Regions from separate parts of the Homo sapiens genome. Here region 1 is linked to region 2. Evidence: chromatin loops called from intact Hi-C (ENCODE). Cell type or tissue: CD14-positive monocyte. All regions are shown on one strand. Each heading gives the region's core, and the rest is flanking DNA. Links, peaks and the distances in the headings are about the cores only. Region 1 has its middle 38 kb from the start of CHASERR. Region 2 has its middle 85 kb from the start of CHASERR.

Evidence for each region. Peaks named below come from ENCODE experiments on the same cell type or tissue, not always from the same donor. Only the 100,000 strongest peaks of a DNase experiment are listed, where the experiment ranks them.
Region 1: a loop joins it to region 2, with 7 times the contacts of the local background. A loop is called at or near these places in 31 of 110 quality-filtered maps.

Annotation. Positions count from the first base shown.
Region 1 is chr15:92,842,780-92,847,170 of GRCh38, reverse strand. No RefSeq gene overlaps it. Among named protein-coding and RNA genes, the nearest start is that of CHASERR, 38 kb to the left of the region's middle. RefSeq lists a silencer at 166-366 and an enhancer at 1,958-2,057. In CD14-positive monocyte, for the core only: no CTCF peak of the experiment used is centred there; DNase peaks (open chromatin) are centred at 1,820 and 2,250; H3K4me3 peaks cover 1,658 bases; H3K27ac peaks cover 2,893 bases.
Region 2 is chr15:92,795,267-92,799,657 of GRCh38, reverse strand. It overlaps the pseudogene ASB9P1. Among named protein-coding and RNA genes, the nearest start is that of CHASERR, 85 kb to the left of the region's middle. RefSeq lists an enhancer at 1,708-1,877. In CD14-positive monocyte, for the core only: CTCF peaks have their summits at 2,161 and 2,361 (motif pointing left); a DNase peak (open chromatin) is centred at 2,327; H3K27ac peaks cover 470 bases.

The DNA.
Region 1 (4,391 bases), core at 206-4,205, 47 kb before region 2:
ATGCATCTGCTTGGAAGTTGTATCAATAAGGCAAAATCCTAAGAAGGATGTCTAAGATGCTTCTGAAGTCGACATAGGACAGATCCAAGGATAGAATAAATTCTCAACCTACTTCTACAAATAAATGCTTAGAAAATTCCCCTGTTGACAGGCTATAAACATAAGGTGGACTTTCCTCCCATCTCTACATAGTTCTTGAAAAGATGCAATAAGTAGGTTATTCTAGCCTCAAAGGCAATGAAATGAATTATGGATGACTCAGTGGATAGAACTGAACAGAAAAAAATGTAAATCTTTCAATGGCTGTTTGGAGCTATGTTTTAAAAGAAAAAAAAATAAATCTTCTGGGCCAAAAATAAGCTAATTAAATCAAAACTCAAAGGACAAGCAATAGACCAGGGGAACTATTTATTGTTAATATGAAACAGAATTAATAGTTTTTACATCTGAAGAGATCATAATGTTCAGTAAGAAAAACCCCAATAGATAACTGCAAAGATTTCTACCAGACAATTCTCAAAAACAAGTTATATAAATGGATGGAATACATTTGAAAAAAAGTTCAGAGAAATGCAAAATGCCCCTTTAATGCATATATATCCACCCATAACCTTAATAGTTAAATTGATTTAAAGATACCTTAGGCTGTGCGCTTTGGCTCACGCCTGTAATCCCAGCATTTTGGGAGGCCAAAGTGGGTGAATCACTTGAGGTCAGGAGTTCAAGACCAGCCTGGCCAATATGGTGAAACCTCGTCTCTACTAAAAATACAAACATTAGTTGGACGTGGTGGCAGGCGCCTGTAATCTCAGGTACTCAAGAGGCTGAGGCAGGACAATGGCTTGAACCCAGGAGACAGAGGTTGCAGTGAGCCAAGATCGTACCACTGCACTCCAGCCTGAATGACAGAGCAAGACTCCATCTCAAAAAAGGAACAAAAAACCTGATTTAAAGACCACTTAATAGCCATATGCAGTGGTACATGCCTGTAGTCCCAGCTACTCTGGAGGCTGAGGCATGAGGATCTCTTGGGGTCAGGAGTTCTTGGCAGAAATGAGCTATGATCCCAACCTGTGAATAGCCACTGCACTCCAGCCTGGGCAACATAAGGAGTACATTAAAAGGAAAAAAATTACCGGGCGCGGTGGCTCACATCTGTAATCCCAGCACTTTGAAAGTCCGAGGCAGGCTGATCACGAGGTCAAGAGATTGAGACCATCCTGGCCAACATGGTGAAACCCTATCTCTACTAAAAATACAAAAATTAGCTGGGTGTGGTGGTGCACCCCTGTAGTCCCAGCTACTCAGGAGGCTAAGGCAGGAGAATCGCTTGAACCCAGGAGGTGGAGGTTGCAGTGAGCTGAGATCACGCCACTGCACTCCAGCCTGGTGACGGAGCGAGACTCTGTTTAAAAAAAAAAAATAGATCCCTTAATATAAAGTAAGGAAACATACAGATAACTTCAAGGTTTTAATTCTCAAGAAAACAAAAGTTTTAATATGTGATCTATTTTGTGCACTTGTAAATGATTAGATTTGTTTTAATGTACTTTATGAGGCTTTTGTAATCTACAGCAATTCATCATCAAACACAGTTTTTTTTAATTCTCCTCTACATGAAAAACAGGCAACAAAGTTGTAATAATAATAAGTTGCATTTACCAGTGAATGTATCTCTTTTCTATGGTTTAATAATGAATGACAACATCAGTTGAAACAGGCATCTGGTTTAATATACTGATTCCCTTTACCAACCCCTCCCCTCTGACTGGTAGTCATTTACTTTCAAAATATCATTTCCCACTAAAGAAACTAGCTGGCAAACTACCAAGAGGAAGTGTATCTCACTAAATGAAGTTCCTGAATTGCTGCTTTTGTTTCTTGTTTCTTTTTGCTCTGCCAGCAACTTCAGACTATAAGAAAGTGCATTCTCTGCACTGCATAGCATAAAACAGTTCAGAACTGTTCCAAAAGGTACAGCCACTGTTAGATACAAAGTACAAAGCAGGAGTAAGGGGAGAGGTTGAGGAAAGAATGAGGGAAATTTGAAGAAAGGGTCTGTTTTTGTTGTTGAAATTCACAGGAATTAGTTTGATGTTCAGTGAAGTACCAGGTACTACTGGAGAAAGGCTGGTGCGTTATGAAAACAAAGAATTGAAGGCAGAAGTATAAATAAGGTCTATGAATGAAGGAATGAAAAGGACCAGGTTCCGTGAAAACATAGTGAGCAATCAAAGATGTCCCAATCAGGTGAAGGGGACTTTGCTGTGAAATTCCTTAATGAAAGGAATCCCACAGACTTGCTGGAAAGAAGTGAGGCTAGGCTGGGCGCGGTGGCTCGCTCCTGTAATACCAGCACTTTGGGAGGCCGAGGCAGGTGGATCACTTTCATTCAGGAGTTTGACACCAGCCTGGCCAACATGGTGAAACCCTATCTCTATTAAAAATACAAAAATTAGTCCAGTGTGGTGGTGCATGCGTGTAATTCCAGCTACTTGGGAGGCTGAGGCAGGAGAATCACTTGAACCCGGGAGGTGGAGTTTGGGAGGCTGAGGCAGGAGAATCACTTGAACCCGGGAGGCGGAGTTTGCAGTGAGCCAAGATTGCACCACTGGACTCCAGCCTGGGCGACAGAGCAAGACTCCATTCTGGAAAAAAAAAAAAAAAGGCCAGGCCTGGTGGCTCACGCCTGTAATCCCAGCACTTTGGGAGGCCGAAGCAGGCGGATCACGAGGTCAGGAGATCAAGACCATCCTGGCTAACACGGTGAAACCCCGTCTCTACTAAAAAAAAAATACAAAAAAATTAGCCAGGCGTGGTGGCAGGCGCCTGTAGTCCCAGCTACTCTGGAGGCTGAGGCAGGAGAATGGTGTGAACCCGGGAGGCGGAGCTTGCAGTGAGCCGAGATCGCGCCACTGCACTCCAGCCTGGACAACAGATTGAGACTCCATCTCAAAAAAAAAAAAAAAAAAAAAAGTGAGGCTAGCCGATGAGAAATTGAAAATATTATTAAACTAGAGAATCAAAGTTGAGGTGCTGGTAACAGGAGCATAGGTACGTATATAGATTCCAGTGTACCCGCTGACAAGCTGACACACCACCCATTGCCAATTGCCCGCCTAAGACAGGAGACTGGAAAAGACAGCTGATGAGATGGGGGGCGGGGGCGGGATGTGGCTTGTTGTTGAGGGAAGGCATAGAGTGTGCTGGGTTCCTGTGGCTTCAAAGGGCCTTGGTAAGAAGGACAAAGAGGAGAAGCGGGAGGGAAAAAAAAGGTAGGAAGGGAAAGGAAAAAGAAGAAAGATAAAATTCTCATTTCAGTCCCCAGTCTTTTTGGCACCAGGGACCAGTTTCATGGAAGACAATTTTTCCATGGGGACGGGATTCATTTGCTTTGAAATATCATTTGATTAAAAATATCAGCAACTCCCTATAGTGTAAATTTTTTCTTTTTTCTTCCTTTTTTTTGAATTGGGGTCTCACTCTGCTGCCCAGGTAAGAGGCAATATCGTCAGGATGAAATGCTTCCATTTCAGATCACATCATCAGGCGTTAGATTCTTCTCATAAAAAGCAGGCCACCTAGATCCCGCTCACATGCAGTTCACAATAGAGTTCATGCTCCTATGGGAATCTAATGCCGCGCTAATCGGACAGGAGGCAGAGCTTAGGCGGTAATGCTCACTCACTGCTGCTCACCTCCTGCTGTGCAGCCTGGTTCCTAACAGGCCACAGACCAGCACCCGTCCATGGCCTGGGAGTTGGGGACCCTGTCAAAGAGTTTACAAAAAAGAAAATGGAAAGGCAGGAGCTAACATCTATAGATATCATCTCATTTCCTCCACTCTAAAACCCCAAAGTAGGCCGGGTCCACTGGCTCACACCTGTAATCTCAGCACTTTGGGAGGCCAAGGCAGATGGATCACCTGAGGTCAGGAGTTCGAGACCAGCCTGACCAATACGGTAAAATCCCATCTCTACTAAAAATACAAAAATTAGCTGGGTGTGATTGCGTGTGCCTGTAATCGCAACTACTTGGGAGGCTGAGGCAGAGAATCACTTGAACCTGGGAGGCGGAGGTAGCAGTGAGCCGAGATCACCCCACTGCACTCCAGCCTGGGTGACAGAGCGAGACTCCATCTCAAATAAATAAATAAATAAATAAAACCCCGAAGTGGCATTTTTATCTCCACTTTACAGGCGAAAGAGGCACACCACCACACAGGTACGACAGAAAGAGCCAGACTAGAACTCCTGTCTACCTGAGCACAGTAATTCTCCCTGCTTTCCATGCAGCCTATGAAAAAGGTCAACAGTCACAAAGAGGACAATGGCTTGTTATGGTCCCGTCAATTGGCATCAATGTGTGAAGGGAAATCAGCATGTGGACAT
Region 2 (4,391 bases), core at 116-4,115:
CCTGGCCTGGTATTTCTATTTTTATATGCCCTAATATTTCTTATTTAGAAACATTTGAAGCCTATTAAAACATTACAAGAGTCTCGGGCTGGGTGCAACGGCTCACGCCTGTAATCCCAGCACTTTGGGAGGCTGAGACCGGTGGATCATGAGGTCAGGAGTTCAAGTCTAGCCTGGCCAAGATGCTGAAACCCTGTCTTTACTAAAAATACAAAAATTAGCTGGGCGTGGTGAGACACACCTATAATCCCAGCTACTCGGGAGGGTGATGCAGGAGAATCGCTGGAACTGGGATGGCAGAGGTTGCAGTGAGCCAAGATCGTGCCACTGCACTCCAGCCTCGGCGACAGAGCAAGACTCCATCTCAAAAACAAAAACGAAAACAAAAACAAAAGCATTACAAGAGTCTCATCTGAGGCCAGGCGTGGCTTCTCATGCCTGTAATCCCAGCACTTTGGGAGGCTGAGGTGGGTGGATCACTTGAGGTCAGGAGTTCGAGACCAGCCTGACCAACATGTTGAAACCTCATCTATACTAAAAATACAAAATTACCTGGGTGTGTGGGAGACTGAGGCAGGAGAATTGCTTGAACCTGGCAGGCAGAGGTTGTGGTGAGCTGAGATCGTGCTCCTTGGGTATAAATCTCCCCTTGTCTTTGTTGAAGTCAGGGTTGAGTCCAATCTCTCGTCCCCACTGCAAGACCCTGTGGCAGTGGTCCCTACACCTATCACTGTGGCCCCTTTTGGATAAAGTCTGCCTTAGCACCTTTTAACAAATGTCATAAATAATAATTTTTCTTTAACATTCTTTTTTTTTTTTTTTTTTTTGAGACAGGGTCTTGCTCTGTCTCCCAGGCTGGAGTGCAATGGCACGATCTCGGCTCACTGCAACCGCCGCCTCCTAGGCTCAAGTGATTCTTGTGCCTCAGCCTCCCAAGTAGCTTGGACTACAGGCATGCACCACCATGCCCAGCTAATTTTTGTATTTTTATTAATTTATCTATTTATTTATTTATTTTGAGACCAAGTTTTGGTCTTTTTGTCCAGGCTGGAGTCCAGTGGTACAATCTTGGCTCATTGCAACCTCCGCCTCCTGGGTTCAAGTGATTCTCCTGCCTCAGCCTTCCGAGTAGCTGGGATTACAGGCACGCTCCACCAGCCTGGCTAATTTTGTATTTTTAGTAGAGACAGGGTTTTGCCATGTTGGCTGGGCTGGTCTTGAACTCCTGACCTCAAGTGATCCACCCGCCTCAGTCTCCCAAAGTGCTGGGATTACAGGTGTGAGCCACCACACTCGGCCTAATTTTTGTATTTTTAGTAGAGATGGGGTTTCACCATGTTGTCTCAAGCTCCTGACCTCCAGTGATCTGCCTGCCTCGGCCTCCCAAAGTGTTGGGGTTACAGGTGTGAGCCACCGCACCTGGCCTGCCTCTCTCTCTCTCTTTTTTTTTTTTTTGAGACGGAGTCTCACTCTGTCGCACAGACTGGAGTGCAGTGGCACGATCTCGGCTCACTGCAACCTCCGACTCCTGGGTTCAAGCAATTCTCTGCCACAGCTTCCGGAGTAGCTGGGATTACAGGTGCCTGCCACCACGCCCAGCTAATTTTTTTGTATTTTTAGTAGAGACAGGGTTTCACCGTCTTGGCCAGGCTGGTCTTGAACCCCTGACGTCGTGATCCACCTGACTCAGCCTTCCAAAGTGCTGGGATTACAGGCGTAAGCCACCGCGCCAGGCCTTTTTTTTTTTAAGAAAAAAAAAAAAAAAAGACAAAACTTCCCAACTTGAATAAGGCTCCTGAGGCATGCAAGCCCTGGCCTCTGCATGTCCCTCCAGCAGCAGGCCCCAGCCTGCTCCTGAGCCTTTGGCAAGCTCTTCTTGGGGACCCCGTTTCCACCCCTCACCTCTCGTCTATCTGCCTTGGATCTTGGCTCCTTCATCTTTTTCTCATCTGCTTCTCAGGGACACCTTCCTTTCCCCGCATCAGGCTGCTTCTTCCTTATGTACTCTCACAGCACTTACTATGCTGTGGTATCTTACTGGTGTGATTCTTTGTCCGTTTTCCTACCTACCCCTTAAGGTCTGTGTGCGCAGGTACTGTGTCTTCCTTGGCTGAGCCTAGTATCCTAACTGCCTGCTGTGGTGCCTGACACATAGTAGGCATTGAATACATATTTGCTGAATGAAATAATGAGTAAAAGCTAGGTAATAGAAATAATACTTAGGTCTAAGAGGGACCAGTCTTTTTTTTGTAGTTGTTTAGCTACTTCATTTTGTTAAAAAGGACATCTTAATAACTAATTACTTAGTGCCATTACTGCCATCTAGTGGTGACTGATGTTATTATACTGCTGGGTCCATTCTCAATGATGTTACTGTACTGGCAGAGAAGGGAATCAATATATGCAAGATATCTGTTGAGTGTTTGCCTTGTTTCAGGTATTGTACCAGGAAGTTTACAGCAGTACCTGCTGGTTACGCCAGCAAAGGGAGTGTAAGCTGCTTTCCCATGGTCACCATCTAAGGAGGAGACCTGAATTCAACTCCAGGAGACCGTCTCTGTTTTTCTTTTCTTTTTATTTTTTTGAAATACATTTCTTTATTTTCATTCCCATATAGCAGAGATGGAACAAGGATAGTGATGCTGGAAAATCCTGCTTTGATCAAATCATCACATAAGTTAACGTCAGAAAACCTGTATTTGAATCTGACTCCTCTATCCTTGCCCTGGGAAATTGGACAGATTGACCCAGTTGCTGTGAGGGCTGAATTAGATGATGCTGAAAGTGCTTGGCCTGCAGTGGATATGCAAAACAATAGCTGTTATTTTAGACAGTCTCCAAGCAGGGAAAAAAGTCTTCATGCCTTCTAACTAATCATACAAACGTATGCAGTGTGTTTAAACTCTGGCTTCAGAGTTTAACAAATACAAATCTAATCGAAAAAATTAGTCAAACTCTATGAACAAATTTATAACTAATACAAATCTAATCGAAAAAACTAGTCAAACTCTATAAACCTAACTTGATTTTAAAATTCTAGTGGCTACAACACTCAATAATGTTTTCACATTGTTTGTGAATCCATTCCATTGATACATACAAAGATGTAGGAGAAACCATTTCAGATCCTCTGGGAGGACGACTTTGGTTATCTTATGATGCTGCTGGATTCCAAAGCCCTTCTGATTTCTAGGCATAACTGCATCAAAAGAAGGGGGCCCTTCTCTCTCCAAGAAGAGCTGGATCAAAGGGCTCTCTGGAGGCACCAGCTCCACATGACATTTGCCTTCAGCATTCTTGGCCTGGGTGTCTGCTCCAAAATCCATGAGCAGGCAGGCCAGCTCTTCACTGGCTGTCCTGGCCACTGCATGAAGTGGGGAATCCTTCATGAGGGCCTTCATGAAGGCCACTGCATGAAGTGGGGAACCTCTCCCTGGGTTCAGGTCTGCTCCTGACTCCAGAAGCTTCTTGACACAGGCTATCTGCTGGTTTTCACAAGCCAAATACAGTGAAGTGCCCACGTGGCTGATGTTATGGTCATTTTTGCCCCTATAAGCTGTAAGAGAGTCGACACACTCCACGTGGCCTCTCCTAGCAGCTTCATGGACGGGGGATGCCAGATCACTCTCAGGTTGAACGCTGGCTCCATGCTGCAGAAGCATAATCCCAGCTGCTGCTGATACAAACATTAAACAGTGGAGTGTGCCAGTCTGTTGTCACGCCATTCACCTGAGCTCCATGCTTTAATAAAATCTTTACACGAGAGGGATGACCTCTGAGACAGGCTTCATGGAGTGGGGAAACATGATCTGCCATGATGATGTTCACAAGCCACCCGTGGCTGATGAGGTTCCTCAGAGACAGCTGATGTCCGTAGATTGCAGCTTCAGGCATAGGAGACCAATCAGACACAGAATCACCCATCAATGGGTTTGAAAGAAGCCTGGTGTCAGGAGAGTCTCTTGGCCCCGTGGGCTTGCTCCCATCCATGCCCCCTTGTTTGCCATCCATGCTGCCCTCTCCTAAGCGAGCAAGCTCTGCGCTCCACTTCAGTTGCTCAGCAAAGTCCAAACTCCATGCTCCCCCTGCTCCTGAAAAATTCCAGTTCTGTGGCTGGCTGAGCTGCACACGTCCTAGTCAAATGGTCTAACTGGCTGGAGGCCCGCCAGAGGCCGCCTGTTTTTTTTTTTTTTTTTTTTTTTTGAGACGGAGTCTCGCTCTGTCGCCCAGGCTGGAGTGCAGTGGCGCAGTCTGGGCTCACTGTAATCTCCGCCTCCCAGGTTCACACCATTCTCCTGCCTCAGCCTCCCAAGTAGCTGGGACTACAGGCGCCCGGCTAATTTTTTGTATTTTCAATAAAGACGGGGTTTCACCGTGTTAGTCAGGATGGT